Linked DNA regions of Homo sapiens: all the other regions are linked to region 1. Evidence: chromatin loops called from intact Hi-C (ENCODE). Cell type or tissue: OCI-LY7. All regions are shown on one strand.

Region 1 (8,000 bases):
AAACTCACTGATTTAAATGAAATAAATAAAAGGCATAATAGAATAATACAGACCAGAGTATCTTAAACTCAAGAAAATCCATAACATTATAACCAGGTCTACAGATACCAGTTTAAATAACAGTGCATCAAAAGTTTACCTGCTCACTTGGGTCCCACATAACGATAAATTCAGTGCAAACTTACACTATCTGTACTCTACCTACCACCAGAGACGGGGTCCTCACTGCCAACCAGCCAGCAAGAAACCTATCTCTAAAATCCCTATCTCTAAAATTTAGAAACCTATCTCTAAAATTTAGTCTGCTACCTAGGATCACTTCCAATACCAACTGTGTTAGAATCATTCCTCCAAAACAGATTCTGAGAGGGAGACTATCATGCAGAAAGTTTCCTGGGAAGTGCTCTGGGGAGATATACCTATAACAAGTGAAGGCAGCAGGATTGGACTTAGGGAAGAAATTGAACCAATGATATTGCAAATGGGGCCTCAGCTGATACAACATGGAGCTCCAGAGCCCTTTGGAGTTGTCCCAAATAGAGACAAGTTAGGTTGGATCTTATATCCAAGCAACACACAGTTACTGGCCACAGGGACACCTCTGGGAGGAAGCATAACCTTGGGCAAGACAGTATTCAGGGCCAAGGGCAATTCCCAATAAGGGATGCAGCTGTGAGCCTAAGCAGGTGGAGAATGGGTATTCTAATATGAAGAGATCTGGGCAGAGTATAGTTAAATAGCTATAGTTAAATAGCTATTAAAATTAATTAATTGCAGTAACATGCAACAACATGGATAAACCTTATAAATGTAACAGAATTTAAAAACTAACACATTCAGTATGATTACGTTTATATAAAGTTTTTTTTTTTTTGGAGACAGGGTCTCTCCGTCGCTCAGACTGGAGTGCAGTGGCGCGATCTCGGCTCACTGCAACCAACTTTCACCTCCCAAGCTCAAGCAATTCTCCTGTCTCAGCCTGCTGAGTAGCTGAAATTACAGGCGCGCACCACTACAGCCCTGCTAATTTTTGTTGTTGTTGTTTTGAGACGGAGTCTCACTCTGACCGACGCCCAGGCTGGAGTACAGCGGCATGATCTCAGCTCACTGCAACCTCCACCTCCTGGGTTCAAGTGATTCTCCTGCCTCAGCCTCCCGAGTAGCTGGGACTACAGGCGCGTGCCACTGCACCCGGCTGATTTTTTGTATTTTTAGTAGAGACGGGGTTTCACCATGTTAGCCAGGATGGTCTCGATCTCCTGACCTCGCGATCCACCTGCCTCAGCCTCCCAAAGTGCTGGGATTAGAGGCGTGAGCCATCGCGCCCAGCAATTTTTGTATTTTTATTAGAGATGGGGTTTTGCCACATTGACCAGGCTGGTCTTGAACTCCTGACCTCAAATGATCCACCTCCCTAGGCCTCCCAAAGTGCTGGGATAACAGGCTTGAGCAACTGCACCCGGCCCATTTATGTAAAGCTATGGCATGCAAAATGATGAAATAATGAAAAGTGATGAATAATTACTTAATAGGATTATATTTTACCAAGAATGTATATGTAATTTTGTCAAATTCCTCTCAAGAATCTATGGATATATTTTTCATTATGCATCACTAAAGAAACAATCCCATTAAATAAAAGAAAGAAATGATTTCTACTATTATCACTCACCACTATTATTTAACAGTGTTCTATAGGTTACTAACCAACACAACCAGATGAAAGATAGAAGTATATAAAGCAGAACTGAAGCAGTAAAACTATTATTATTTACATATGATTACAACTGTTTACAGAGCAACCCCAAGAGATTCAACTGGAGATGACCGATAACAAAATTAATCCCCCCAAATTAGCAGCTTACTTATACACAAGAACCATGTCTTCTAATAACAACTATGTAAAGACATAATGGAAAAAATTAACTCATTTACATAGAAAAAAACAAGAAAAAAACATCAGGAAGAAACTCAGCAAGAAATACATAGGGATACAAAAAACAAATGGAAAAAAATGCCAGGTTCTTGAGTGACAAAACGCAAAATCATAACAATACTAACTGCCCCCAAATTAATCTATGAATAGAATGAATCACAATAAAATTAACAATATCTTTTCCTTTTAATTTGCTCAACTGATTCAAAAGTTAATGTGGTAAAATAAGCAAGAATAGCCATAAAATTATGGAAACACAGAAGGATTGACCTCATCCAATTATTTAAACAAGTTGTAAAGTCACAATAATTAAAATATCATACACTGATAAGTGAAAAAGCATACAGATAGAGGGAACAGAAAAGTATAGGAAAAGACCTAAATCCACAAAGAAATTTAGCTGACACTTCAAATCAGTGAGGTATGAATGCATTGGGTGAATTATTTCAATAAAGAAGTGACAACTGAGTAATCATATAGAAAAAATTAGTTAGAGCCATAATTTATACCTCACTCAAAATAAATTTCAGATAGCCCATAGAATTCAACGTAATTTTTTTGGTAAGAGAAGAAAACACGGAAGTTAAATTTTTTAATTTTCTGAGTGTGGAAGATCTTTCTAAATATGAAACCAAGCCCAGAAAAGTCTTCAAAGTAAAGACTGATATGACTACAAAAAATGCACATTTTTTTTTACATTTAAAGAAAACATCACTATGTAAATCATAAGAAAATAAACTGGAAAAATTGTATCTGCAACTTATACTATAGAAAGTTAACTTCTACCTTGTGAACTATGAGCTCCTAAAAATAAGTAGAAGAGTGACAGCCTAAAGAAAAAGTAGGCAAAGAATATATAACAGAAAACACAAATGAGCTGGGCATTGTAGATTACACCTGTAACTCCAGTGCTCTGGGACGCCAAGGTGGGAGTATTGCTCGAGGCCAGGAGTTTGAGACCAGTGTGGACAACATAAGGTGATTCCATCTTTACCGAAAAAAAAAAATTTTTTTTAAATTAGCCAATCGTGGTGGCATGTGCCTGCTGTCCCAACTATTTGGGAGGCTGAGGCAGGAGGATCATTTGAGCCCAGTAGTTCAAGGCTGCAGTGAGCTATTATCATGTAACTGCATTCCAGCCTGGGTGACAAAGTGAAGCTCTATCTCAAAGAAACAAACAAAAAATCCCACAAATTGCTTCTAAACATATAAAAATACGTTCAGCCCACTCATAAGAGAAATGTAAAATAAGGTTTCAAGACAAGATGAAAAGACTGATACCAATACATTGTCCTGAGAAACATGAGGGAAAACAGAGTTTGCCTTACGTTAGTGGTGGAAGAATAAACAGGCATAATCTTTTATGGAGGGCAGTGTCACCATATCCAACACAAATAGAAATTTATACATCCTTCTATGAGCTTTTTCTAGAGTCATATGAAATCATACACATACACACACACGCACACACACACATATATCTATATGGATACTCACTACAGTGTCATTTATATAGCAAAAGATTGGAAAACCCATAACTGCGTATCAATAGTAGACTAGCTAAACACATCATGGCCTAAAAAAAATGAGGCAGCTCATTGTGTATTGATATAGAGTGACCTCCAGTATAAACTGTTCTGTGAAAAAAAGAAAGTTATAAAGAAGTATGTGTAGTACATTACCATCTGTATAAAAAGATTCTCTCAAGGCAAAGGAACTGGCTAGCTGAGAGAAAAACATTTTAATTTTCTTTTCTTTTTTATTAATTCTTACAAAATAGTAGGATGACTCATGGCCTCTCATATCATTTGTATTTTGTACCATGAACACAAACTATCTATGCAACAAATTAACTTAATTTTTTAAATTGTATATTTTCCTTCACATAGAAACAATATTTGTTTTCTTAATGCAAGCAGAAATAACCTAAAGTAACAGACATATTTTAAGATATTTTAGATAGAACCCTTTCTTAGGGGGCTTGAAAAGACTTTGTTATATTGTAATCAAATCCTATGTCAAAAAAAGTATGTTTCTTCAATAGTATAGAGAACAACTAAACAACACCAAATCCACTAAATCTGACACAGGATGCAAATTAGCTACTTACCAGTCATGGGGTTCCCAGAATTTTTTTCTTTTCTTTTTTTTTTTTTTTTGAGATGTAGTCTCTCTCTGTCACCAGGCTGGAGTGAAGTGGCACGATCTTGGCTCACTGCAACCTCCGCCTCCCGGATTCAAGCGATTCTCCTGCCTCAGCCTCCCGAGTAGCTGGGACTACACATTCCCAGATTTTATTACAGAAACAACACAGTTTTTTTAAAAGCCAGAAGGTGGCGACGTTACTTCATCAAAGTCCCTCTGATACATGTATCTGAGCCTCCTATTCTTTGTTATTAACCTATTTTTCCTCTTCTTTATGTCTCTTATTGCCCTTTTGGATGCCTTTCTATAGTTCTGAAACTGCAATAACCATTAGTAGAAATGCACACAGAAAAAACTCCTGAGTTTATAATAATATTATTTTTACATGAAAATAACATAATTAAAATGTACTATAAGGTTCTTTGGTTAAATATGAACACACAGGTCTCTATCCATCCCTTCTTGAAATTACAGTAAAATTGGCCGGGCATGGTGGCTCATGCCTGTAATCCCAGCATTTTGGGAGGCTGAGGCGGGCAGATCATTTGAGGTCAGGAGTTCAAGACCAGCCTGGCCAACATGGTGAAACCCCGTTTCTACCGAAAATACAAAAATTAGCCAGGCAGTGGTGGCGTGCCTGTAATCCCAGCTACTCAGGAGGCTGAGGCAGGAGAATCGCTTGAACCCGGAAGGCGGAGGTTGCAGTGAGCCAAGGTCTTGCCGCTGCACTCCAGTCTGGGTGACAGAGTGAGACCTTGTCTCAAAAAAAAAAAAAAAAAAATTACAGTAAAATGATGTTAAAAAGATAAAAAAGGATAAACCCATCAAAAACATATATGTTATATATACAGATATCTTATAGATATCTATAAGATGTAATGTATATGTAATTAGATGTATCTACCTATATAATTATATATAGATGATCAGATATATCTATATCCCTAGAGACATACAGATATATGTATCTATAAGATATATCTTAATTATATAACTTATCTATAAGATATATATTAATATTATATATTAACATATTATAGATATTACAGGTATCTATATCTCACACCTCAACCTTCTGAGTCGCTAGGACTACAGACAGACATGTTTCACTACACTCCGCTTTTTTTTTTTTTTTTTTTTTTGAGACAGAGTCTCGCTGTGTTGCCAGCCTGCAGTGCAGTGGCAAGATCTCGGTTTACTGCAACCTCTAACTCCCGGGTTCAAGCAATTATCCTGCTTCAGCCTCCCCAGTAGCTGGGATTACAGGCGTGCACCACTAGGCCCAGCAAATTTTTGTAATTTTTGTAAAAATACAAATAATTTTTTGTATTTTTAGTAGGGATGGGGTTTCACCATGTTGGCCAGGATGGTCTCCATCTCTTGACCTCGTGATCTGCCCACCTCGGCCTCCCAAAGTGCTGGGATTACAGAAGTGAGCCACTGTACCCGGTCAGTATTCTGCTTTTTTAATAAAACTTTTTGTTGAGATGGGATCTCACTGTGTTGCCCAGGCTGGTCCTGAATTGGCCTCAAGCAATTCTCCCACTTCAGCCTCCCAAACCATTTATAAGTTATATATACATAATTAAAATATATCTTACATATATCTCATCACAAAGGCTTAAGAATTGAAGCCATCTGAAAGTAACAATCTCAGTTGGGGCTGTTAATAAAAAGACTTGATTGAAAGTTTGAATAAAGTCTTAACCCATGTAGCTAAGAAACTGCCCCTTCTGGCTGAGCCCAGTGGCTCACACTTACAATTCCAGTGCTTTGGGAAGCCAAAGTGGAAGGAATACCCGAGGCCAGTTCAGGATCAGCCTGGGCAACACAGTGAAACTTCATCTTAACAAAAAGATTTTTTAAAAAAGGCAGAGTGTAGCGGCACATGTCTGTCCATAGTCCTAGCTACTCAGGAGGCTGAGGTGGGACGACTGCTTAAGCCCCGGAACTTGAGGTTACAAGCTATAATCACACCACTGCACTCCAGCCTGGGCAAGAGCAACACCCTGTCTCAAAAAAGAAAGAAAGACAGAAAATGCCCCTTCTGCATCCCAGCAAGAAACAAATGGTTTACCTTTTAAGGACATAGAAACTAGGTACACAAAAGGGTTGTGTATTATATCATCTCACAAAAAGATTAAATGAAGATTTACATGCTGTACAGTGGACCTCAGGCCTCTTCCCCAAACCAGCTTCCAGAACGCAAAACAATCGGCCTGGGACTAGGAGATCCCTCTGCGAGGGAAAGTGATCCAAGAGAAAAGACCTGCAAGCACTCAATCACCCTGTGTAAGGCTTACACTTAACAACTCCCATGGACAAAGAGTTTTTACTCAGCTTTTTATTGATTCGGTCTTTAATCTGAACAGATGGCCAAAGTTTACTAAACAACTGAGGAAAATCTCTAACATGAAATAAAGAGGCCAAGATAACAAAACAGGAGACACCAAATTAACAGACAAAATAGAAAGAAAGAAAGAAAAAAGAGAAGGAAGGAAAAAAGAAAGAGAGGGAGGGAGGGGAAGTAGAACAGAAGCAGGGGATTTGGGGAGGAGAAAGAAGCAAAGGAAGGGTAGGAATTCTCCCACAAAGTAAAACAAAGAAATTTTTTTTTAAAGTAGAAAAGCTTGAGAAGAGTTCTTCCATCCAGGAGGTCCAACTACATGGAATTCCAAAGGAAAAAGAGGAAAAAAGGGAAATAAATTAATTATAAAAAAGAAATGCAACTTTCTTTTTTTTTTTGGCAACACAGTAACTAATATGAAAATGTCATCTTAATAAAACATCTAGAAATGCTGGATAAATTAGTCTGTCAAATGCTGAGCTCACAAAAGAGTAAAGCTTTCAGCAACCCTGGAGGAACCTGTCAATACGAGTAACTAAGATTTTTGGCTTTTAATGCCCTTAAAGTAGACAAGGCCTCAGAAACCTTGTCTGCATGAAGCGCAGAGCTGGTATTGAGGGTTTCACCATTTTTTACACATTCTCAGTGCAAGAATGGACAGGGGAGGCTGGTTAAAAAAAAAAATCAACCAACAGCAAAGGAATAACAAGAAAATGTCTCTGCCTAGCTACAGACTCTAGAAACTGGGGGTTGCTGGAGGAAGTAACAGCTAAAAATCCTCAGATTCAGAAATGACAATGACTCCCAATTAAAGAAAAAACAAAAATAACTTTCCTAGACACAGCAAAACATTACAAATAAAGAGATCTTAAAAAAAGGTGGAGAATGATACCAAAGGCACAGGCAATAAAAAGACAGACATACTAGACAATGAAAAATTTGAAATTCCACACAAAAAAAGACAGTATTAACAGAGTAAAAATGCTCCCACTGAATGGGGGAAAATATTTGCAAATCATATATTTGATAAGGGTTTCATATCTAGAATATATAAAGAACCCCTATAATGCAACAATTTTTAAAAAAAGAACCCAAACAACCAGATTAAAAACTAGGCTCAAGTGATCCTCCTGCCTCAGCCTCCTGAGTAGTTGGGACTACAGGAAATGGTGGCTTGTGCCTGTGGTCCCAGTTACTCAGCAGGCCAAACCAGCCTGGACAACATAGCAAGATCCCATCTTTTACAAAAAAATTAAAACTAGGCAAAGGATTTAAATTTATATTTCCCCAAAGAAGCATGTGAAAAGATACTCAACATCCCTAATGATTAGGGAAATGCAAATCAAAACCACAATGAGATACCACCTCACACTCATTAGGATGGCTACCATCAAACAAACAGAAAATAACAAGTGTTAGCAAGGGTGTAGTGAAATTAGAATACTTGTGCCCTGCTGGTAGGAATGTAAAGTGGTACAGTCACTGTGGAAAATAATACGGCAGTTTCTCAAAAACGTAAAAATAAAATTACCTTATGATGTAGCATATACCCATATACTTTTGGGTATATAC
Region 2 (8,000 bases), 85 kb after region 1:
AAAGAATTACTTCATCCCCATGTGACCATCTCACCTCATAATCAAATGACCCTAAATCTCTCACTAACCTACCCCCGCCCTCACTAAACTTAATAATAAATGCTGGTATATCCAGTGCATTGTTGGCACCGCAGGACCAGAAGGCGGTGACCCCCCTGGACCCAGCTTTCACTATCTTGTTTGTGTCTATTATTTCTCAACCTGCTGATCCACCTAGGAACAAAGAGAGAGCCCCGTTGTATTGCGGGCTGCTGGCCAGATCACGCAATATTCACTCTGTTGATAGGGTCCTGTTTTTCACCTTTATTAATGGAAATCGCAACATTTACCTAGATCATGAGCATGTTACTTCTTTTCGCTTTAGAGATCCAAATGGTCACCATTATCATGAGTACAAATCAGAGGAGTGATTTCCTATTGTTTTAGTCCTCAATCTTGGATGAAATTACAAATCAAACCTACCAAGATGCACACCTTCCACGTTACATGCTGCAGGTGGTTTTCTGAAGCCTAACTGCATATTAGATATCAATGACTAAATTTTTTCAGACATTTTTTAAATGCAAATTGCACATTATGTCAAATTAATTTTAACATAGCTTACTTATTATTTATAATTAAATTTAGGGTAATTTTTCTACTTTGGAGAGTTCCAATAGTTAAGAAAATTGAAAAATTAGTCATCATAAACAAATGAAAAAATAAATGTCCTTTGATATATAAAGTCCAATTTATCTATTTTTTATTTTGTTAACTGCTTTTGATGTCATTTAAGGAATCACTGCCAAATCCAAAGTCATGATGATTTTCTCCTGTTTTCTTCTAAGAGTTTTTAGTTTATAGTTTAAGCTTTTAAATGTAGGTCTTTGATGCATTTTGGGATTCATTTTTGTATATGGTATTAGGTAAGGGTCCAATTTAATTCTTTTGCATGTGAATGTTCAGTTTTCCCAGCACCATCTGTTGAAAAAACTATTCTTGTTCTGCTGGCTGGTCTTAGCACCTTTGTCAAAGATCAGATTGTGTTTGATAAAGATAAAATCTATTGATATATAATTCTTCAGAGCCATTCTACAACAGCACATACTTATACACTTAAATCTGATGTTCAATCACTGGTTTCAGCAAAAATTTATAAGCCAATTTGTACCAGGAGTTGGGTACACAGCTATGAACAGAGACACACAGCACTTTTGCCCTGATGACTGTACTTTCTACCAGGGAATGTAAACAAATAATCAATTACTCAGTTGCTCACTTACAGCTGGAATACGCCCTATAAAGGATAAATAGAGGCCGGGCGTGGTGGCTCACGCCTGTAATCCCAGCACTTTAGGAGGCCGAGGAAGGCGGATCACGAGGTCAGGAAATCGAGACCATCCTGGCTAACATGGTGAAACCCCGTCTCTACTAAAAATACAAAAAATTAGCCGAGCGCGGTGGCGGGCACCTGTAGTCCCAGCTCCTCGGGAGGCTGAGGCAGGAGAATGGCGTGAACTCGGGAGGCAGAGCTTGCAGTGAGCCGAGATAGCACCACTGCACTCCAGCCTGGGCAAAAGAGTGAGACTCCGCCTCAAAAAAAAAAAAATGGATAAATAGAGGTGCCATGAGAGTATTTAACAGATGGCCCCTGTGTGGTGGTCAGTGAAGGCTTCAGAAATGGCAATGGATCTCAGCTCTGAAGGATAAGAAGGAATCAGAAGTATGAACATTCCCAACAAAATGTGCTATATGTTCAAATGTCCTAGAGCAAGATAAAGCGTGTCTTAGAGGAACTGAATGGCTAGTGTGGCTGAAAAGCAGTGAGGGGGAGAGACAAAATCACAAGATGAAAGTGGCATCATTAATTTATAACATAGAACAAGACAATCTAGAATACTGATTTTTCAAGTAATAGCATACATTCCAATATTCACTCAGCACTGACCTGGGTTTATTTTATCTCTATCAACAAAAAAAGGAAAAATGAAGGAAAAGTATAAATGGCAATGTTGTAAATTAATTGTCTTAAACCCTTCTAACACTTTACATCATTCTGTGGCTCTTAATATATTTTAAGTCATAAGTATTTGGTAAGACTCATTAATGTAAGTATCAAATACTACAATAAAAATCTATTTTGTGCAATGGGAATATAGAGTAATTTGTGTACCTATATAATGAGATTGTAAATTAGGGCTGGTATTCTTATTCATCTGTATACGCAGTGCAGCCCCCAGCACGGTGCATTACTCCCTGTGAGCCCTCAAACAGTTATGAGTGAATCCAGGCTCCCATGACTCACAGTTTGTGTTGCTAATTGGCACACACCCTGATCTGAAGTTAGCTGGCAGAAATCTCCCAAGAGACATTGACTAAAGAAACAAAACAGCTCGTGATTTTTTTTTTTTAGAACAAAAGGAATTTAAAAGAACCAAAATGGAAGTGTTATCAGTTAGAGTTATTTTAGAAAGCAGGCTAAACACACCACTTTTTGAATATATTGGAAAAAAAGCTTAACCTGAAGAACATGAAGAAAGCTCAAAGACTGAAAAAAGTTCGTAAGTTTCCTGGTCCCTAACAGGGGGATGGGGGAGAGATAGGGAGAAAAACAAAAAGAAAGTTCAAAGTTTTAGACCTCCTGACAGCAACTGTGAGGAAAATAATGTTTCTATGGCCATGAGGACAGAAATGCACCATGGATGCAGGAGGAAAAAAACAACAAGCTGGGAGGAGGAGCTGCTGGCCAGGACTGGAACGAACAATAGGTTTTTCCACAGGATCTAGTCTGTCTCTCCTTTTCTCTCACAAATGAACAATTAGTGCTTCTGGCTGGCCCTGTGCTGTGCCCATCTGTGTTGTGTCCCGGCTGTTTGCTAGGGCTCTTGTGGAATCTGTCAGCATCATACACCACATTGGCTCCCTGGGGCCCAATGAGCAGAATAGGCTCCGCTCCATTATTTTAATGTAAAAGAAGCACAAAGGCTTTCAGTCTTTCTTCAAAAAATATCCACTATTTCAGTTTCTACAAGCAAAGAATGTTCCCAAAACTCATGAAAGAATACAAACATTTCAAAAAAGAAAAAAGGACAGCCAAGATAAAAAACTCACAATGAATTGCTTTAGGAAGAAGTCTTATCCCTCTACAACACCACCACCACCAGTAAGGAAAGTGAACTGTCTTGAAATCTAACTCTTCTATTCCTTCTAATGGTGATGTATAGTCCTAGCATCAGACAAAAACTCTGCTTCCTAATATTCCGACCTTACTGTCATGAGTGATATGGTAGCCAGGTCCTGATGAAAGCAATCACTGGGGCCAATGGCCAAGTGAATATGACACATCCAATCAGTTCTTTCCCTGAGAATACTCCTCCCTCCACTTTCATCCATCCACTTCCCAGATTAGCGTTGGTCCTGCTTTGCTGGCTTTTTCTTCCCTGACTCACTTTAAATTTGGTGGGAGCAGGGACCCGCAGTCCAAATCCTTAGCTTGCTTTTCTTTTCTCCACATAATCTCTACCAGAGAACACACCTATTTTTTGAGACTTCATCTACACCAATGGTTCCAAATTGGGGATGTCCCCAGGGGACGTTCAGCAATGTTTTGAGACATTTATGGTTGGTACAAATGGTGGTGAGGTGGGCTGGGGTGCTACTGACATCTAGTGGGTAGAGGCCAGGGATGCTGCTGAACAGCTGCAACACCACAGGACGGTCCCCATGACAACGAATTATTCAGCTCAAAATGTCAACAGGGTCACTAAGATTAGATACCTTATCTGTACAGGTAAGTTTAATTCATTCACCCCTTCATCTGACAATATACTACTGTATAAGATTTATTTAAGATTTGCCATAACCAAGGCCAGTGCTGGGGAGTGGAGTAAGCACAGAGGAACTGCAGATGTAGGCATCAATCTGAGATGCAGCATGTCCTGAAAAAAAAGAGTACTGGGCCGAGCATGGTGGCTCACGCCTGTAATCCCAGCGCTTTGGGACGCCAAGGCAGGCAGATCACTTGAGGCTCAGAGTTCAAGAACAGTCTAGGCAACATGGTGAGACTCCATCTCTATAAAAATTTTAAAAATTAGCCAGCCATAGTGTGGTACACACCTATAGTCCTAGCTACTTGGGAGGCTGATGTGGGAGGATCCCTTGAGCCCACGAGTTCGAGGCTGCAGTGAGCTATGATCGTGCCACTGCACTCCAGCCTAGGTAGCAAAGTGAAGACCTCATCCCCCAAAAATGAAAATAAAAAGATCCTATCTGATGGAGATGTGCTATGCCTCAGTCCAAGTTAAACCAATGTTCTAGTCACCTCTGAGATATCTCCACATTCACACGTCCAAAACCAAACATTTTATCATTTTTCCTTCTACCTACTCTCACTACTACCCAGCCCATTCCTCCTTACATTCTCTATGATTTCTATCATACAGCCCAAACATCAAGGCCAGCAGTATTGGTAAATTCAAATTTCTTCTTCCTGCCCAATACTGAATTAGAAGCCAAGTCCTTGTGAATTCACCCTAATTATATTTTTCAGATTCATCTTTTCCCCCTCTGCTCACTTTTCTTTCCCACTGCCCAAGCTCAAGATGTCCTTTGGAGCCTAATGCTTTAACAAAAACACATTTTACAGTGGTGTGTGTGGGTACGTGGGCGGGGGGATTTTGGGGGAGGGAATGTGGGTGTGTGTTTAAACCAAGACACAGAGAAACACATGCTAGCTGGGGGAGGTGGCTGAGGTGGAAGAATTGCTTGAGCCAAGGAATTCGAGACCAGCTTGGCAATATGGTGAAACCCCGTCTCTACAAAAAATACAAAAAAATTAGCCAGGCATATTGGAGTGCACCTGTAGTCCCAGCTACTCAGGAGGCTAAGGCGGGAGGATTACCTGAGCCTGGGAAGTTGAGGCTGCAGTGAGCTGTAATCATGCCACTACACTCCAGCCTGGGTAACAGAGTAAGACCCTGTCTCAAGAAAAAAGAAAAAGAAAAAGAAAGAAACATGTTGAAGGCAATATGGGGATAGTATAAAGAACATACGCTTCTGAGTCAAAAAGACAATTTAGAATCTTGGCTCTATTTGCTCCCTGAGCAACCCTGAACAACTTATTTCTCTGTAAAAACAGATATGATGCCTAAATTATAGGTTTGTTGTAAGGATAATGGAACTTGGGACTGTCACAGATGTTTACTATACAGTAGCTATTACAATATTATAACTGTGTTTAGAGTATATATGCCTCATATGCTATAGACAAATATTTTCTTTTTTTTTTCTTTTTTTTTTTTTGAGACGGAGTCTCGCTGTCGCCCAGGCTGGAGTGCAGTGGCGCAATCTCGGCTCACTGCAGGCTCCGCCCCCTGGGGTTCACGCCATTCTCCTGCCTCAGCCTCCCGAGTAGCTGGGACTACAGGCGCTCGCCACCTCGCCCGGCTAATTTTTTGTATTTTTAGTAGAGACGGGGTTTCACCGTGTTAGCCAGGATGGTCTCGATCTCCTGACCTCGTGATCCGCCCACCTCGGCCTCCCAAAGTGCTGGGATTACAGGCGTGAGCCACCGCTCCTGGCCGCTATAGACAAATATTAAATTTAGAGTAGACTGAAAATATAAACCATAGTACAGTACTGTGTTTCTGAAATTTGTGAGTTTCCTCTGACTCTTTTTAGGTATAATTTTTTAGATCTTTGATCTATGCTTGTTTGAAAAGCTAACTTACCCGAAAGAAAGAAATGGATAATTTTAATGACAGTTAAGTCTTTTTGTGGTATTATATAATATAAGTCAAGCCCAAATGACATGCAGTGAGCATACAAGCCAGAAAGCAGGCACATTTCATCCCTCTTAACCAAACGAAACTATTCTCAATTCAGAAAGTTAAAACTCCCCAAAGAGATTTCATAACCGTGTACTCACTGTGGCATGAACCCAGCAGTAGGGTGCTTATCACAGAATGTACTTACTTGTTCCACGTAATAAAAGTTGCTCTCTGTGTTGAAATGCCAAGACCAACAATTTGATTCATCTGTATTCCTGCAGCTAAAAGTAAAGATGGATAAAACACATGTTTTAAAGCCAGTGATATTTTTCTTTATAATATTACAATATAGAAAAAGAAATCCAATATAATCTTTAAGAAAAATACCTGGGTTTAGCATTCTAACAAAACAACTGGAATTAACAAATAAAGCATTACTAAGATGATTCTGCAGCATTTTTTTTTTACTTGAAGAAAACAAAGGTTGTTTCTTGTTTTTTGTTTTTGTGTTTTTTGTTTTGAGACAAAGTGTCACTCTGTTGCCCAGGCTGCAGTGCAGTGGCACAATCTTGGCTCACTGCAATCTCTGCCTCCCGGGTTCAAGCAATTCTCCTGCCTCAGCCTCCCAAATAGCTGGGATTATAGGTGTGCACCACCCTGCCTGGCTAATTTTTTGTATTTTTAGTAGAGACAGGGTTTTACCATGTTGGCCAGCCTGGTCTCAAACTCCTGACCTCGGGTGATCCGCCCACCTTGGCCTCCCAAAGTGCTGGGATTACAGGTGTGAGCCACTGTGCCCGGCCTTAAAGGTTGTTTCTGAATAACAAAGTAGCTTTTTTTGTTTTAGGTGCTGGGAAAAAAACAAATACTATTCAAAGTATGTCAGATTTATTTTTTCTTGGTAATAATAAGATTGGATCTTAATTTAAGCAATGATCAATCATAATAGAAGCTGGTTAATGACAATAAAGGAAAACTCTCAAGGAAAGTAGTCTAATTATTGAAGCTGAGACCTTATTTTCAACACAAACTGATGCCAGGATGCAAACAAAAATATTGACTTTTTGGTCCAAATTTCTTAAAATATAGCAACTCGAGTATTTTTTGTGATATTCTTTAAAAATCTATTTATCCCACCGGGAAAATCTGGGACAACTTCAATTTGAGCATTGAGAAAAACACATCAACTCCCATATAGTATTCCAAAGTTATTCAACCTGAATCTAACTGGGAGGAAACAATCAGAAAACCTCAAAATGAGGGACACTCTACTAAACTGGCTTGTACTTTTGAAAATTGCCAATGTCATAAGAATGTGCTCTAGATGAAAGGAGCCTAAGCCGACTGACAGCTAAATGCAATGCCTCCTCTTTGGCTGGGTTCTAGATTGAAAAAAGAAGTTTTTTTGTTTTTTGTTTTCACTAAGACAAGAGCAAATACTGAAGACAGAGTATTAGAAAACAGTGCTGTGTTAATGTTATACTTCCTGAGTGTTATAATTGCATTGTGGTTATAGGAGAAAATACTCCTTTCCTATGGTTCAGAAAGAAAAAAACAGTTTGCAGAAAATGGTAAATATTACAAAATATGTTTGAATCTATGAGAAAGATATACAAGAGTTTATTGTACTATTCTTGCAACTTTTGCATAGACTGAAATATTTCAAACCAAAAAGATGAGAAGAAGCAGTTCAGCCAGAAAAATGAAGTAAAAGATCTTTCAGAATTTACAAGTAATCTTTGCCATGTTCTCAAGCAAGGTGGCCATTTCAATGTTTTGAGATGTTGTCAATGTTTAAGAATGTTTCTAACATTCTTAAAGAACTAAGACTTAGACCATAGCTTTGGCCAGGAAAGCACTTTATGTCAAATGGCCAGAAAAAAACAAATAAAAACTCATTTTACAATAGAAATAACTCAGTTGTAAACCCATGAGAGTAGAAGCTATACACTGTAACTTCTGTTTATAATCCTCTGGTATTTTGTGCCAAACAGGAAATCAAAACAGCACTAGCTATAACCTGGAATGAGGAAATGGCGAGCATTTATATTACAGTCGAAAAGAGACAAACCAGAGGACACAGCAGATGTTACCTTTCCCTGACAAAGGAGCTCACTGTGAATTACAAATTTCCGTTGAAAAATACTGGGAAACTGTAATCCCAATAAAATACTATATATATGTATAACTTAGGAAAACCACAACTACAGAAGCCTGAGGAAAACTATTACAAAAAAAAAACCATAAAGATTA
Region 3 (8,000 bases), 160 kb before region 1:
CCACCCGTCTTGGCTTCCCAAAGTGCTGGGATTACAGGTGTGAGCTGCAGCGCCCGGCCAGGATGTACCTACTTTCTTTTGTAAATTGCCCAAAGTTTCCCTTGAAGTATCCACAGGGCACTAAGAGAAGATTTTTTAAAACTCCCTCATTGAGCTTTTACTAGCTTACTCTAACTAGGCTCTAAGCTAGGTACTGGGAATTACAAGATCTCTCTGAAGAGCCAAATTCAGTGCTGAGTGAGCCAATTTAGATGTAATAGTATATAATGTGTGGTGTATAGATGTAAGTTCATAATGTTATGAAACAAACTATTTAATCTAATTTTTGAAAAAATGGTCCTAAAGTGTTAAAGGTTTCAGTTTGTCGACACAAGCACAGATGTTCTAAAATTTTGCAATTTTCTATAAGAAAGGTTTTAACAAGTTTGGATTCAACATTTAATCAGGGACAACACATGAAAGCATCAGTTAACATACCTGTGATATAACCTTCTAAAGCCTTTGGCACCAGGGATTTCGCAAGTTTCAGATCCTCCAGAGAGCATTTGCCTGACTCCAGGCCAAACGACATTCCCATCCGCTTTAGTACTTCTATGTCATCATGGATCTCAAAGGTGTTGTCAAAATTGAAAAGATACTCAAACCTGCATCAGGAAACAAAGTAAAGGGTTTTTGGTGGTGCTGGAGAGGTCTGAATAGTTTTGTATTCTATAGTTTAAGTAACAGAATGGGGGCCTAAATCCAGCTATAGTGCTAGAAATTGCTACCATTTAGAGAGCCATGAGTCATTCTGCTCTGTCAGGGGAATGACATCTCAAATAAAACACTTTCCCAATTAAAACAACATTCCTCTGACAGATGATAGAAACCCACAAACTTTAGCCCTAACTCTGTTACAAACAGAGGATAGAAATTTTATTCTAAATCCAGTACTTCTCAAAGTTGCCTACAGCTTTGCCACAAAAGAAAAGCCTTTCTACTTTAATATTACGATATCCCTATTCCGAGTTGGCCTGTTAGCTTTGAGGAAAAAAACATTTTGAATGCTTACTTCATTTTCATGAGTCAAATGTTAGCTACAGCCTACTTCAGATAAGCAATAAATAGAAGACTTTCAACAAGTGAAAACAACCCCAAATCCTGTCCTGAGAGGCTAAGGAGTAAAATGTTTTAAGAAAAAATGTCACATGTAATACAAGCACGTTTCCAAATATGTTTGGAAAGTACCCAAATTGGATTCCCAGCTTCCCAGCAGCCCAACACACGTTAATCAAGAGGCAAAAGAAGGAAGACACAGTCCTTCCGACTCCTAGGCTAGGCCTGGAGCACCTTCATCATGGGCCTCAGCCCTGCAGGGACAGGGTTTGGGGACAATGGTAGGTTTCACCTGGTCATGAAATTCTATTAAAATCATGTGAGGGTAAAACTTTATACCCTATCTAAGATAATTTGAATAACAGATTATCTTAGAAGCAAAAATTATAATTTGAAGCAAAATACCAATTTAAGTAATCTAAAGTATATGAATTTGATTAAAGTACAATAACAACTTAAAAAAAAAAATCTGAAGTGGGTGCCTGCCACAGGGATGATTTCAGGCATCTGTTAAAAGCAGATCGTTTTGTAAATGTAATCCTCATTGTGGAAAGCCTCTTGGCTAATTATGGGGAAAGACTGCATCACCAAAGTAACTGAAAGGGTTTTTGGACCTACGTCGGATAACAAGCTTGTACAAGCTACTCAGAGCCTCCTTCCCTCCACTCAAAGGAAGGCCAAGGAAAGGGCATGAGTCAGGGACCACCCAAGAGATGGAAGCCTCACCAGATTCCAGCCTGGGGGAACAGTGTCCACAATACCCTAGGCCAATGATTCCCAGATTTTCCCATCATTCTTTTTAGACTTAAGAGACTAACCTAAGATAGTTTTATAATTCTCCATACAAAACAAGAGACTAATTTGAGAGAGTAACTAGAATGCTAAGTTTTGTGTTTTTTATCTGAAAAGATGCTAACCATTTTCCAGAATTCTCAGTTTTTTGTTGTTTTTTTTTTTTTTTTTTTTTTTTGAGACAGAGTCTTGCTCTGTCGCCCAGGCTGGAGTGCAGTGGCACGATCTCGGCTCAATGCAAACTTCACCTCCTGGGTTCAAGTGATTCTCCTGCCTCAGCCTCCTGAGTAGCTGGGAGTACAGGCGCGTGCCACCATGCCTGGCTAATTTTTGTATTTTTAGTAGAAATGGGGGTTTTACCATGTTGGTCAGGTTGGTCTCGAACTCCTGACCTTATGATCCACCCACCTTGGCCTCCCAAAGTGCTGGGATTACAGGTGTGAGCCACCGTGCCCGGCCTGAATTCTCAGTTTTCTGAGACTATGTTAATGGTCCTCTTTGACATATATTTATAAAGAATTTGCAAGTGTGTGGAAAATAATTCAGATATCTACCACTTACTGACCACTGGGCTGGGTTGTATATTAATTTACCCATAACTTTTTGAAACTGGCAAGGTAAATACTATAATTCTTATTTTTGTGGAGAAAGGAACATGATCTCAGAGAGGTTAAGAAACTTAGAAGATTAAAAAATGGATCAGCTTTAGTTGGCCAAGGAAGTGTGCACCTGCAGTCCTGGCTACTAGGAAGGCTGAGGCAGGGGGACCGCTTGAGCCCAGGAGTTTGAGGCTGCAGTGAGCTATAATCGTGCCTGTAAATAGCCACTGCACTCCAACCTGGGCAACAGTGAGAACAGTGAGAATCCACTCTTTTTTTGGGGGGGACGGAGTTTTGCTCTTGCTGCCCAGGCTGGAGTGCAATGGTACAATCTTGGGTCACTGCAACCTCTGCCTCCTGGGTTCAAGTGATTCTCCTGCCTCAGCCTCCCGAGTAGCTGGGATTACAGGTGTGCATCATCACGCTAATTTTTGTATTTTTAGTAGCCACAGGGTTTCACCATGTTGGTCAGGCTGGTCTCAAACTCTTGACCACAGGTGATCTGCCTGCCTTGGCCTCCCAAAGTGCTGGGATTACAGGCATGAGCCAACACGCCCGGCCAAGAATCCACTCTTAAAAAAAAATTTATTGGTTCTGGTTTACTTCATAACCTCTACTATTTCTTTTTGTGTCTATAGTCTCAATTATCAAATAGTTTTGAAATTCCTGCTGTTTTTTTCTTTTTTCTTTTTTCGAGACAGAGTCTTGCTCTGTCGTCCAGGCTGGAGTGTAGTGGCACAATCTCGGTTCACTGCAACCCCTGCCTCCCAGGTTCAAGCGTTTCTCCTGCCTTGGCCTCCCTAGTAGCTGGGACTACAGGCGTGCGCCACCAAGCCTGGCTAATTTTTGTATTTTTAGTAGAGACAGGGTTTCACTATGTTGGCCAGGCTGGTCTCGAACTCCTGATCTCAGGTGATCCACTAGCCTCCGGCCTCCCAGAGTGCTGGGATTACAGGTGTGAACCACCACGCCTGGCTAACTCTTCTTTTGTGTGTGTGCCTTCTTAGTGGAGTGGCCCGGAATCTCTGGACACAACAGAGACCGGCAGGGGGCGCAAGAGCGCCAGGAAGAAGAGTGGGAAAACAAGTAGCAGTGAAGCCCAAGGGCAATGTCAGGGCCCTAGGAGACAGGAAGTTCTGGTATCCCTGGGACAGTTCTGGGGTATGCCTGTGGTACTGACGCAATTATTATAGAGTCTTCTTTTGCATTAATAAATCCCTATTTGAACAATAAACTATAGGCTGACCTTTTGTAACAGCAGCTAACATTTAAAAAACACTTACCTCAAGTCATTATAGACATTAACTCATTTAATCCTCACAAGGCTGGGAAGTCATAGGGGACCCAGTATCATTCCTATTTGTTCTTGAGAAAACAGAGCTTTGCAGCAGCGAAGTGGGGGAGCCATAAGCGGTACATGGATCCGTCTCACTCTGCACCCTATATATACTCTTAACTCTTTTATGGTACTGGTCACAGCCTGAAGACCACTGAGAGAAACTTTTTCATGAATGGTAAAATACATCACAAATTAATTCTATATTTTGAAAAGTGCTACTTCTTATTTGCCATAATGAATATTATCATTGATCTTAGTTAAAATGTAAAAACACAATTTAAAGGAAGCAAAGAATGTGCCAGGCATTTTCATGTCTATTCATACATTCATTAATAAACAGAAGCATGCATAACTATGATATAGCAAAACAAAGAAATAATTGGTTTAATGCCACATGTTGACCTAAAATATTTCCGTAATAAACTATGACGGTGAATCACCAATGAATCTACCTTGTCCCAGACCCACAGTGCTGGGCTAACTTATCACAGTTACTTGCTCAGAGTTACCACATACATGCAGCACGTCATAGGTTGGGCCCAGACACTGCCACACACATATAATACAGACAGCACAGTGCCTGGCACAAGACAGGGGACCACAGAGGGTGAGGGTTGGAGCGCACACTAGTGGAAGATTGCACCCATGGTTCAGGAGGTGTTTCATGTGCCCCAAGGAAGCCAGCCTTTGAGGGGTGCAACTAATAAAGTGCATCCTTCTTGAGTTTGCAAATGATATGAAAATGTTAACAGAAGGCCAGCCCTGCACCCATCCCTAGTTCTCCACTCACTTGTCACTGGAGATGCTGCAATCTATGACTGTTTTTCTGCTTGTATTGATGATTATGAATGGCAGCTGAATGGTAGAGTTCAGAGCCGGCGGGCCCTGGTTTTGCTGCTCATTTTGTCGATTTCTCTGTACCAGGTTTTTGAAAGCGATTTGCTGTAATGATCAATAAAAACAATATGGTCAATTGTGCATAAGTGAGTTGGAATTTAAAAGAATTAAGATAATACCTTTAAATATAGTTTAAAATTAGAGTTTAAAGAGACATCCCGCCTGCACTAATGAATTAATTTAAAAAATTAAACATTTAAGAAAGAATGATCCAACTCAATAAATACATTTTTCCATCATCCATAGAAACAGGACCTCACAATCTGGGAAAGAACCAGTAGGCACCTGGAACTCTTCAGCAAATGACACAGCAAGGGTGATACCATTTATCTAACATAGACTCCTGACAGTTTGGGGTCAAATATGCCCCCAAACTTTAGGATGTGTAGCCCAGGGATATGCAAACATTTTAAAGGCACAAAATTGTTTCTTCAAATAAAATCTCGAGGGAGGCTGGGCACAGTGGCTCACGCCTGTAATCCCAACACTTTGGGAGGCCAAAGCAGGTTGATTGCTTGAGTCCAGGAGTTTAAGGCCAACCTGGGCAACATGGCAAAACCCTATCTCTACAAAAAATACAAAAACTAGCTGGGCATGGTGGTATGTGCCTATAGTCCCAGCTACCCAGGAGGCTGAGGTGGGAGGATTGTTTGAATCCAGGAGGCAGAATTTGCTGTGAGCAGAGATCATACCACTCCATTCCAGCCTGGGTGACAGAATGAGACCCTGTCTCAAAACAAAACAAAAAAAAACTCATGTAAAACAGATGGAAGTGGTGCTGTTGAGGCTGGCTGCAGTGAGGCCAGGTCCTAAGCTCTGCCATCTCTGCCCTCAAGCACAGCCACATGGTTTCTAAGGCACCTCCACAGAACTTCTCAGCAGCCTCTGGGCACAGTTTGGAATCCAGCCCCAGCCTTCCCCAACCAGACATTTCCAGATGAGGTAACTGAGGCTCAGCACTAATTATAAGATACATCAAGGCCTAAATTTTTTTACTGGATCTTGCCGCTACTTTTAGTTATAACCATTACTCAAAAGCCAAAGAAAGTGATCTCCCTTTTAGACGGAGGCTGCAGTAAGCCGAGATTGCACCACTGCACTCCAGCCTGGGCAACAAGAGCAAAACTCTGTCTGAGAAAAACCAACCAACAAACAAACAAGTGATCTCCCTTTTTTTAATAAGGTAAATGTACGATAGAATTTCACAGCTAGAAAGACTGTATGCAGTTCAAGTTTTTCATCTGCTCAAGAAACAGATAACGTTTTAAAAGTTCCTCAAGTCAGAGCCATTCATTCCCCTTCATTAGCTTGTTATAATCTTGTCACCCAGTAGTGATAAATTTATTTTTTACATTTTAGCAATCTTATGATCAGTATTGTTTATTTCAGGTTCTGGACCTTAACTAAAGTTTCAGTAAGATTACTATTATTGGCCAGGCATGGTAGCTCACACCTGTAATCTCAGCACTTTGGGAGGCCGAAGTGGGAAGTTCTCTTGAGCCTAGGAGTTGGAGGATGCAGTGAGCTATGACTGTGCCACTACATTCCAACCTGGGCAACAGAGCCCTTTCTCAAGAAGAAAAAGAAAAGAAAAAAAGGAAAGAAAAGAAGGGAAGAGAAGGGAGGGGAAGGGGAAGGGGGAGGGGAAGGGGAAGGGGAAGGGGAAGGAAAGGGGAAGGAAAGGAAAGGAAAGGAAAGGAAAGGAAAAAAGAAAAGAAAAGAAAAGATTACTATTATCTTAAAATGGCTGAGTGCTATCTCCCCAAAAGGGGAAGATTTACTCTTTGAAAAGCACAAAAAATAATGAACACCAATTTATTGTAGACCTAAGTGTGTCCAAAAATCACTATCAATAACTAGCACTATCAATATCATTACCAAACATTATTGAGGTTACATTTCATTATTTTCTGTTGCTAAAAAACGAATTCATTGCTTAATTCCTTTAATAATGAGGAAAAATTATGATTAAACTGTGGAACTGAGAAAAAGAATTACATGCTTAAATACTCCTGCATAGCTTCTCTTCCCTTTTACTAGAATACACATCTCAAGAGCTGTTCCTACACTTTGCCTAACTTGGTGTCTGTCCCTAGTGCCACAAGAGGACCCTGGTATATGGGGGAATATAAGCAGTGATAACTAATGGCCCTTATGTATTTGTGATTCACTATTTAATGCTGTGTACATTTAATAGTATCAATGGTTTTTCAAGTGAAGAGAGCAGTAAAAACATAATGTTTTTATTATTATTATTTATTATTATTTTTTTGAGACGGAGTCTCACTCTGTTGCCCAGGCTGGAGTACAGTGGCACGATCTCAGCTCACTGCAACCTCCGCCTCCCAGGTTCAAATGATTTTCCTGCTTCAGCCTCCCGAGTAGCCGGGACTACAGGCACCCGCCACCATGCCTGGCTAATTTTTGCATTTTTAGTAGAGGCGGGGTTTTACCATATTGGCCAGGCTGGTCTCGAACTCCTGACCTTGTGATCTGCCCACCTCGGCCTCCCAAAGTGCTGGGATTACAGACATGAGCCACTGCACCTGGTCATAATAATGTTTTTTTTAACACTGTCACAAATTTCATATACCATATAATGTTATTTTGGATAGTAAAAGGAAAAATAATTCACTTATTTTGAACTGACTTATTTGTTGCCCTTTGATTGATTTCCTTTGGCCTTTTGTTCTTTTTCAAACTCATTAACATCTATTCCAGAGGCTGAACAGCTTTAAGTGTGTTCATTCATTTTCCTATGCGTTTATTATGGAAAAGGTTTAAGGGCTGGAAAGGGCAATTATAGAGATAAAAGTAGGATATTGGGATTATCTACAGGTTTGCTTTACTCACTCCATTCTTCTACATTACCAAAAATAAAAGAGAGGTGGTAGCAAGGAGGTAATAGTTACCTGTGTCATGTGACATGAGTGAGTTGTGACATGAGCTTATAAAAAAAAATCAAGTGAGCTTAGCCACAGCAAATGGATTACTTATTAAAAAAAAAAAAAAAAAAAAGACAGAGTCTTGCTCTGTTGCCCAGGCTGGAGTGCAGTGGTGCAATCTCGGCTCACTGCAACCTCCGCCTCCCGGGTTCAAGTGAATCTCTTGCCTCAGCCTCCTGAGTACCTGAGATTTCAGGTGTGCACCACCATGCCTGGCTAATTTTTTTATTTTTAGTAGAGACGGGGTTTCACCATGTTTGTCAGGCTGGTCTCAAACTCCTGACCTCGTGATCTGCCCACCTCGGCCTCCCCAAGTGCTGGGATGACAGGAGT

What was found. Hi-C counts contacts between places; a loop is a spot of excess contacts. Peaks named below come from ENCODE experiments on the same cell type or tissue, not always from the same donor. Only the 100,000 strongest peaks of a DNase experiment are listed, where the experiment ranks them.
Region 2: it touches region 1 in a loop (6-fold over the local background); 10 of 110 quality-filtered maps call a loop at or near these places.
Region 3: it touches region 1 in a loop (4-fold over the local background); 13 of 110 quality-filtered maps call a loop at or near these places.

What each region holds. Positions count from the first base shown.
Region 1 is chr3:142,122,103-142,130,102 of GRCh38, forward strand. The region is part of intron 1 of TFDP2 (transcription factor Dp-2); the gene reads right to left. Among named protein-coding and RNA genes, the nearest start is that of TFDP2, 23 kb to the right of the region's middle. In OCI-LY7, a CTCF peak has its summit at 4,273 (motif pointing right); a DNase peak (open chromatin) is centred at 4,289; H3K27ac peaks cover 2,161 bases.
Region 2 is chr3:142,207,574-142,215,573 of GRCh38, forward strand. GK5 (glycerol kinase 5) reads right to left here. Exons shown (of 16, transcript NM_001039547.3): 3 at 5,953-6,028. Among named protein-coding and RNA genes, the nearest start is that of GK5, 14 kb to the right of the region's middle. In OCI-LY7, CTCF peaks have their summits at 3,644 (motif pointing left) and 3,845; a DNase peak (open chromatin) is centred at 3,608.
Region 3 is chr3:141,959,197-141,967,196 of GRCh38, forward strand. It overlaps TFDP2 (transcription factor Dp-2), which reads right to left. Exons shown (of 13, transcript NM_001178139.2): 10 at 4,616-4,767; 11 at 478-644. Among named protein-coding and RNA genes, the nearest start is that of ATP1B3, 87 kb to the left of the region's middle. In OCI-LY7, a CTCF peak has its summit at 3,540 (motif pointing right); a DNase peak (open chromatin) is centred at 3,565.